3 separate regions of the Homo sapiens genome follow, and all the other regions are linked to region 3. Evidence: chromatin contacts called from ENCODE Hi-C or POLR2A ChIA-PET data. All regions are on one chromosome and are shown on one strand. Each heading gives the region's core, a stretch centred on a gene start or an enhancer-like site at or near the end of the contact. The rest is flanking DNA. Distances are from core to core; before and after follow the strand shown. Region 1 overlaps LARGE1 (LARGE xylosyl- and glucuronyltransferase 1). Region 2 overlaps LARGE1 (LARGE xylosyl- and glucuronyltransferase 1). Region 3 overlaps LARGE1 (LARGE xylosyl- and glucuronyltransferase 1).

Region 1 (2,737 bases), core at 139-2,638, 360 kb before region 3:
AAAAAAAAAAATCAAACCTCATTAAAAATTTTTACTGTAAAATATGATTCTTAGCACGTGTGATTCGCCTCACTCTTGGAACATTTTAGTGGGATTTTATAAGGGCTATGAATATTTCATATCAAATAACACATTTATTGCAAAGGTTTTAAAAAATTAAATCAGTGGAAAAAACACTTATGAAATCTTTCATCTTGAGTGCTGCTAAAGAGAAAATTAAGAAATTCTATAGTATTTCTGCATTTGATTTTATAGTAAATAGCCACATTGAGGACACTCAGTTGATGCTTTGCAAAGGATAAAATCGTTATGGTTGTTTAGCTTTTAGTTTTGATGAATCTACCAACAAAGGGGATTGTGTCCAACTATTGCATATGTATGAAATAGGACTCAAGAAACTGGGGAAGGAGAAAGGATGCTTTCTCAGACTCAACCATTGGAGACCGTCACTAACGCTGGTGATGCCTTCAAGGCTGTGTAAAAGTGATTGAAGTTTAGGGGCTAACTGGGGGCAGAGGCTCTTCAAAGATGACTGGAATGTGAATTTATTGTGCTCTCACACACAGATCAATTGTCAGGATTTGCGGTGAATATCTATTCACCTTTTCTAGTATACACTGTTATCATTACCCTCCAATGACGGTTTTCTAAACCACCTGGTGATCTAAGAGAAGACCTTCACTCTGCTGTCAAGTCCTTCCATTTTTCTAGGAAACAGAGCACTAAATACATTATCTTTTTTGGCCTTGGTTGGTGACGATTTGAATGCTACTAACAAAGCCCTTTTGTCCATACTCAGACTCCTTGAGTATATGACGGGCCAGTTATAGAAGCAGGAAGACATGGTTGCCCCACCATGGTAACAGCAGTTCAAAGACCAACTGCCTCCAACTTTCAAAACTTAGCATATTTGGCAAAAAAAAAAAAAAAAAACACACACACACACACACACAACAAAACATTTGAAGCTTTGAAATCATTGAACCTGAAGTTTCAAAAGACAAAAACTGGTATCATTGCTCGTTAGAACACACTTCAAGCATTTGTAGTCTAAACCCAGGTATAGGTACAGCAAATTGGTGCTAAAAATGTCTTCATTTTCTTGACTTAATGAAGCTCTTTAAGCTAACGTTCTTGGAAATGATTTTATGGAAGACAAAAGTCAGATCTCATTCAGCCTATTATGGTGCAGTGAATCCAGGCCTCTTTCCCTGGCACTGTAGTTGCAAATTCTTTTTAGAAGCTAGTGAGGAACTCTCCTTTTTTTTTTTTTTTTTTTAACTGTTCTTCCATCTTTGTCAGAAGATCTGTCTCCAGGGCCTTTGCTGGAACTCAAGTGTGCTTTGGTTGCCAAAGATAACTTCCAGAAAATCACTTAGGGGAATTTTGGGGCAAAACATTCCCTGTGTACCTCATAAAAAGCGAGCAGCCTTTGTGTGTCATCATTGCCATTTTCCTTCCCACAGCAAATCTGATTCCATGCTTTTGAAACTTAAGAAAATGGCTCAGCCTGGACCTGTGTCTTGCTGTGACTTATAAACTGCCTAGAAAAGAAAAGCTGATGACACGTTGGCAGACTCAGCTCTCCTGTGGACATCTCATGATCAAAATTAACTTTTAAGATCAAACTGAGTTTTCTAAATTTTTCTAAAATGACTTTGGCTGCAATATTTAATTTACTTTGAAATATCAAATGATATTAGATATTTGGCATTGAATGAGGGTGTGAAATCTTTATGTTAATTAAAAGGAGGGCATTTTCTAACAAAAATTACAAATTGCTAAATGAATATAGTCTCATATGGAGAATGAAAAATTGAAACATATATTGGAATAAGGTGACCTGTGATTGGTCAAGAGAAAGGAACCAGAAACCGGAGAAGCTGGATAGTCAGGCAGCTGGGCTAGAAGGGAACTGCTTTTGAAGGAGACTGTCTTCCAGGAAGCAGGGCGATGCCGAGGAGCAAAGCAGGCCCTATGCTTGGAGGAGCTACAATACCAGGAAATCATGTGGGTCTGGGTCACATGATGGAAGCTGCTGAGAGAATACAGTAGAGGCTTGTGTAAGGGAAATGGAGTGCAGGGTCAGAGCAATACTATAATTAAGTGTGGCAATGCTAAGACTTCCTTTGAATCTAGAGAGTCTGGGGAAATGCCTCAGCCAGCATTTCTCAACCTTCATTACACATGAGAATCCCATGGGAGTGGCTGTTTTTAAAAATGCTGAAAACCCAAAGGAATATAAATCATTCTGTTACAAAGATACATGCACACATATGTTTATTGCAGCACTATTCCCAATAGCAAAGACTGGAATCAACCCAGATGCCCATCAGTGATAGATTCAATAAAGAAAATATGGTACATATACACCATGGAATACTATGCAGCCATAAAAAGGAATGAGACAATGTCCTTTGCATGAACATGGATGAAGCTGGAAGCCATTATCCTCAGCAGAGTAACACAGGAAAAGAAAACCAAAAATCGCATGTTCTCACTCATAAGTGGAAGCTGAACAATGAGCACATGGACACAAGTAGGGGAACAACACACACTGGGGCCTGTTGGGGAGTTGGCAGGGGAGGGAGAGCATCAGTAAGAGTAGCTAATGGATGCTGGGCTTAATAGCTAAGTGATGGGTTGATCTGTGCAGCAAACCACTGTGGCACATGTTTACCATGTAACAAACCTGCATGTCCTGCACATGTATCCCGGACCGTAAAATTAAATTAAA
Region 2 (2,869 bases), core at 219-2,718, 480 kb before region 3:
GGTTTTTAGTATTTTCACAAGGTTGTGTGATTGTCACAACGAATTCCAGAACATTTTCCTCACTCCCAAAAGAAACCCCATATGCATTATCAGTCACTGCCACTCTCCTCTTATTCTAGCTCCTGATAACCATGTTCTGTCTCTGTGGATTTGGACTGGGAGAGACATAAAGGATAGGGGCTACTCTCCCTCCCGTCTTAAATGCGTCTCAGTCATGAACCTTGCCATATTTTAGTGCTTTAAACATTTTTAAAAATAGTTGATTTGAGGAGGAGGAGGATAAAACAAACAGCAGAACCCAAAAAGAAGAACTCGGACTCCAGACTTAATTCTATCCTTTGCCCTCTGGCTAACTTTGGATATGCCAATTCTTTGTCTGAGCCTCATTTTCCCCATGCAGATAATTTACATTGTATTAGAGAACTACCTCCTCCCCAAGCTCTCTTTCAGGCTTAAATTCAGTGATCTTGAGTCTGTGTGTGTGTATATATATATATGTATATACACACACACACATTGATTTTCTTTTACCATGTGCTGGTTCTTTCAGTCTCTTGCTGCTTTCTGTTATCCACGGAGCTGGCATTGCTTTCTATTTTTATCAGTGTACTATTTAAATATAGAAATAAATATCTTATGTATATCTATTTGTGTGTGTGCATAAAGCAGTGGAATTTATGGACTAATGCGGTCACTTACGTAAATTACTTAGCACGGGGTTTGGCACATACTAAGTGCTAGATAAGTATTATTTGCTAGGTGAGTGATGGGTCACCCTGGGGTAGACCAGTTGACATTTGCTCATATGGAACTTGTTCAGTGAATTGTCCTAAGTGATCACAGCTGGAAGCTGCCTTGGTCTTTGGATGGGGCTTCTGCTGTCTGCATTCTTTCCTCTTTGCTTTCACTAGTTTCTGGAACACGTCAGTGTGAATTTTTTTTTAAGGCAGAGTCTCGTTCTGTTGCCCAGGCTGGAATGCAGTGGTGCAATCTTGGCTCACTGCAACCTCCACCTCCCAGGTTCAGGTGATTCTCCTGCCTCAGCCTCCCGAGTAGCTGGGATTACAGGCACCCACCACCATGCCTGGCTAATTTTTGTATTTTTAGTAGAGATGGGGTTTCACCTCATGTTGGCCAGGCTGGTCTTGAACTCCTGACCTCAGGTGATCTACCCATCTTGGCCTCCCAAAGTGCTGGGATTACAGGTGTGAGCCACAGCACCTGGCCGTCAGTGTGAAATTATAGATTTGGAAAAACAAATCCTGTGAGAAGAGCAATTTACCGTACCCTGCTCTCTTCAAGTGACGTGGGAAATGAAAAACGTCCAAACTAAGACAAATTTATTGGATACCAAAACCACCAGGCTATTGATTCTTAAAGCCAGACAACAAGGTTATGAATTGGGTGATAAAAATGGAAAGCATTTAGCTTGACTTCTAAGGCGGGGCAGCTTTGTGCGCTATCGCAGTTATTGGGTTCTACTGACAGCCCCACAACTAATGACCTAGCACTTATTAACCAGAGTGTTTACTCTATGTGCTACATCTGTCTAATGTGTTGTGTGAGTGAGATATATCTGAACAATTTGATTTTGTATTGAGGCCGGGGTGCCTGAGACTTACTCTGTAACTTTGAAGGCTGCAAGAACATTAGCTAAAAGTTCTTAGCTGCAGCAAGGAAAGCAAGAAATTGTTCTAAGCCCTAAATAGTTTTGCACTGCTGCAGAGGAGGGATTTATGTCTCCTGATGGGTTTTGGAATGGATAAGCAGATGTTGTGTGTTAGATGTTAGAGATCAGTTATTGAACCCACAGTTATTTTAATTTGGATGCTGAAATTCAGAGAGGCTGTGTTCATCAGGGTCATAGTCAGTTGCTGACTGAGATTTCCTAAAGCTTGGCTTCATGCTCCTTCTTTCACACCATTCAGACTGTTGAGGCCTGTGGCAGCTGTCAAGACCGTGCTGTCCATCCTCCAGCTGCCTGGAGTGAGCCCCACTGCTCTTCGACAGGGGCTGCTGGGGACTGGGTATCACTGACCCCGTGGAACTGAAATGCCTCTTTTTGACTCTGTCTCACAGTGGTTTACTTGTGTCTTTTACTCGATGGTGCAGGTAACTGTTATGGGTTGAATTCTGTCTCCAGAATTCATATGTTGAAGTTCCAAGCCTCAGTGCCTCAGAATGTGACCTTATTTGGAAATGGGGTTGTTGCAGATGCAATTAGTTGAGGTCATCCTGAAGCCACTTGGGTCCTTAATCCATTACAACCAGCGTCCTTGTAACGGGAAGTTTGGACACAGACGTGCACACAGGCACAATGTCGCGTGAAGGTTGGAGTTGTGTTGCCACAAGCTAAGGTCCTACCAGGAGCTAGGAGAGAGGCCAGGAACAGATCTTTCCCCAGCGCCTTGAGAGTGAGCGTGCCCTGTTCACACCATGATCTTGAACTTCTAGCCCACAGAACTGTGAGACAAGTTTCTGCTGTTTAAGCCACCCAATTTGTAGCACTGTTGTTATAGCAGCCCTGGCAAACTGACACAATAGCCCAGTGAGCATTCTATACCATGAAAGTAGAATTAGGAGAGGAAGATACAGTAGACTGTACCCTCTTACCACCCCCTAGTTCTTCTTTTTTTAATTTTTTTTTAATTTTTTTGAAACAAGAGTTTTGCTCTTGTTGCCCAGGCCAGACTGCAGTTGCGCGATCTTGGCTCACTGCAACCTCCGCCTCCCGGGTTCAAGTGATTCTGCTGCCTCAGCCTCCCAAGTAACTGGGATTACAGCACACGCCACCACACCTCCACATCTGGCAATTTTTGTATTTTGAGTAGAGATGGGGTTTCACTATGTTGGACAGGCTGGTCTCCAA
Region 3 (2,923 bases), core at 1-2,500:
ATATTAATATTGGCCAGGTGCAGTGGCTAACACCTGTCACCCAGCATTTTAGGAGGCTGAGGTGGGAGAATTGCTTGAACCCAGGAATTCGAGACCAGCCTGAGCAATATAGTGAGACCCCATCTCTACAAAAAATTTCAAAAATTGGCCAGGCGCGGTGGCTCACGCGTGTAATCCCAGCACTTTGGGAGGCCGAGGCCGGTGAATCACGAGGTCAGAAGATCGAGACCATCCTGGCCAACATGGTGAAACCCCATCTCTACTGAAATACCATAAATTAGCTGGGCATGGTGGTGCATGCCTGTAGTCCCAGCTACTAGGGAGGCTGAGGCAGGGGAATCGCTTGAACCCCGGAAGGCAGAGGTTGCAGTGAGCTGACATCGCACCACTGCACTCCAGCCTGGCAACAGAGTGAGACTCCATCTCCAAAAAAAAGAAAAAAAATTGCTGAGCATTGTGGAACATGCCTGTTGTTTCAGCGACTTGGGAGGTTGAGACAGGATGATCTCCTGAGCCCAGGCAGCTGAAGCTAGAGTGAGCCATGATTGTGCCACTGCACTCCATCCTGAACAGCAGGGCAACACCCTATCTCAAAAAAACACATTTGTTAATTACTTAAGAATGATGACAGTTACAAGTTACTGAGCCCTTACCATGTGCCAGAAACCCTGCCAGCTGCACTCAGTCTGTCATTACCTCTGTTCTTCACACTGCTCTTTAAGGTAACTACCATTACAGGTGACCAAACTGAGGCCCCAGAGAAGTTAAATGTTAGCATTAGAGGAGGAGGAAAGCAGCCTTCCTCCATGCCAGCCTGCTCACTCTGTCGAAGGGGCCAGGTTACTCCCAAACCCCCAGGGTACCAGAGCAGGCCGACTGGCAGCCCTCGGCTTGTACCCCCAAACACTGATTTATATCACCTTTTTTGGGGTTCTATTTGGTTACCAAAAAAAGTTCAGCATGTTAGCTCTTTGAGCAGTTGCTTAGCAACCAGCTAATATTACAGCCAAAACAAACAGATCAATTGGAAAATAATGGAATAAGCTGTACGCATGGACAATAGCTGCAGAGTTTTACTAAAATCTCCTTCCAGCCCCTTCATCTACTTTTTCTGAAGAATGAGCTCCTGGATGTACAGCTTTCACTTTTGATCTCAGAAATGTCAGGCGAAAGTCAGCGGGGCATGGCAGAGGTTGCGCAGACTTGCCTTTGAAGCCAGGTTCCACAACACTAATCAAGTGTGTGAGTTGGGGCTGCTTGCTTCATCTCCTCATTCTTTCACTTCCTCAGTTAATATAGGAGCTAATGATAGCCTCCTGTGGGGCTATGGCGGGTGCCCAGCAGGAGTTCATTTTCTGCCCCTTGGCCTATTCAGTATTGGACTTCTGTGCTAGGCCCCTGCCCCAACCCAACCCCCGCCATTGCAAACTCTGCCACCTTCTGTGCAGCCTGGGTAGCTTCATGTGACCATCTCAATTTTTTTGCTTTCTGAAAATGAGAAACTATATATTGATACTACTCATTCTTTCAAAAACTGTGTAGTGAGCATGTACTATGTGTCAGGCAGTATGCTACATTGTAGGTGATGTTGCTGTCCCTGGGGGTCATTCAGACCTGCGTTTCAGTGCAGAGGACTCTCCCTCCCCTTTCCCTTCCCTCTTTTCCCCTCCCCTCCACTCCTTTCCTTCCCTTCCTTTCTTTCTCTCTCTCTTTCTTTCTTTTTCTCTCTTTTCTCATTTTCTCTCTTTAATTCATTTCTTTCCATACTGCTTCCTCTCTCTCTCTCACTCTGTTGCTCAGGCTGGAGTGGAATGGTGCAATCATGGCTCACCGCAACCTCAACCTCCCCAGGCTCAAGCGATGCTCCCACTTTAGTCTCCCCAGTAGCTGGGATTATAGGCATGCGCCACCATGCTGGGCCAATTTTTTTTTTACCATTTGTAAAGACAGGGTTTCGCTATGTTGCCCAGGCTGGTCTTGAACTCCTAGTCTCAAGTGATCCGCCCACCCAGGCCTCCCAAAGTGCTGGGATTACAGGCAAGAGCCACTGCTTCCCGCGTCTCTCTCTCTCTCTTTCCTTTTTTCTTTCTTTCCATCTTTCCTTTTTCTTTTCTTTTTTCTTTTCTTTCTTCTTTCTTTCCTTTACTTCTCTTTAGACACAGGGTCTTGCTCTGTCACCCAGGCTGGAGTGCAGTGGTGCAATCATAGCTTACTGCAGCCTCAAACTCCTGGGCTCAAGCAATCTTCCTGCCTCAGCCTCCCAAGTAGCTGGGACTACAGTTGTACACCACCTTGCCCAGCTAATTTTTTAATTTCCTTTTAGAAAAATAAACATAACCCAGACCCTATTGTCCAGGCTAGTCTCAAACTCCTGGGCTCAAGCAGTGCTCCTGCCTCAGCCTCCCACAACCCTAGGATTACAGGCGTGAGCCACCATGGCTGACTGATGCTGAGTACTCTTTATTTAGAATTTATTTGACCTTGGGAAAGGCACTTAACTTCTCTAACTTGTTTTATCTGTGAAGTGGGAATCATACTGCTTTTTCCTCTTCCCCAGTTCTTAAGGAACTGAGAAGATAAGAGCTAACAGTATTTGCAGAGCACCCAGGAATGCCCGAAACATTCTTTGTTCCATGCCTCTGCGTGGCCAGGCACTGTTTCAGGTGCTGGGGCTAGAACAGTGAACAGGGGAGACAAAGTTCTGGCCCTCAGGTTTACAGCCTGGTGGTCATTGCAGCTGTATGTGCCATTGCTAGCATCGGGATTCACACAGATACGAGGCTGAGAGATACAGGAGCTCAAACTAATAAGGGAATGACCCAATGTGGGTGCACACTGAAGGTCTCTAAATGAGGAGAGAGGAAGACGTGAGACATCGTGGCATTTCCAAGACCTGGACAGCTTCACTCTGCTGAGACTTTCC

The links. Hi-C counts contacts between places; a loop is a spot of excess contacts on that map. ChIA-PET counts read pairs that join two places held with the same protein, here RNA polymerase II (POLR2A). Pooled maps may share reads with other maps.
Region 1: a loop to region 3 is called in a pooled map, with 2.2 times the contacts of the local background. The contact joins two enhancer-like sites. A Hi-C loop is called at or near these places in 1 of 37 single-sample maps with no recorded cell type and 4 of 50 pooled maps. POLR2A ChIA-PET finds 5 or more read pairs at or near these places in 1 of 52 experiments (GM12878).
Region 2: a map of Right ventricle myocardium inferior shows a loop between it and region 3 (5-fold over the local background). The contact joins two enhancer-like sites. A Hi-C loop is called at or near these places in 1 of 168 maps with a recorded cell type or tissue (Right ventricle myocardium inferior), 2 of 37 single-sample maps with no recorded cell type and 6 of 50 pooled maps. POLR2A ChIA-PET finds 5 or more read pairs at or near these places in 1 of 52 experiments (H1).

What each region holds. Positions count from the first base shown.
Region 1 is chr22:33,658,287-33,661,023 of GRCh38, reverse strand. All of the region lies in intron 2 of LARGE1 (LARGE xylosyl- and glucuronyltransferase 1), which reads left to right. Among named protein-coding and RNA genes, the nearest start is that of SNORA50B, 45 kb to the left of the region's middle. Within about 2 kb of position 1,388, at least 10 of the 41 ENCODE cell types and tissues checked have a DNase peak (open chromatin) inside an H3K27ac peak, as active enhancers do.
Region 2 is chr22:33,779,575-33,782,443 of GRCh38, reverse strand. The region is part of intron 1 of LARGE1 (LARGE xylosyl- and glucuronyltransferase 1); the gene reads left to right. Among named protein-coding and RNA genes, the nearest start is that of LARGE-AS1, 56 kb to the right of the region's middle. RefSeq lists an enhancer at 2,165-2,666. Within about 2 kb of position 1,468, at least 3 of the 41 ENCODE cell types and tissues checked have a DNase peak (open chromatin) inside an H3K27ac peak, as active enhancers do.
Region 3 is chr22:33,298,063-33,300,985 of GRCh38, reverse strand. All of the region lies in intron 12 of LARGE1 (LARGE xylosyl- and glucuronyltransferase 1), which reads left to right. Among named protein-coding and RNA genes, the nearest start is that of LARGE1-AS2, 140 kb to the right of the region's middle. RefSeq lists enhancers at 724-1,093, 1,104-1,153. Within about 2 kb of position 1,250, at least 5 of the 41 ENCODE cell types and tissues checked have a DNase peak (open chromatin) inside an H3K27ac peak, as active enhancers do.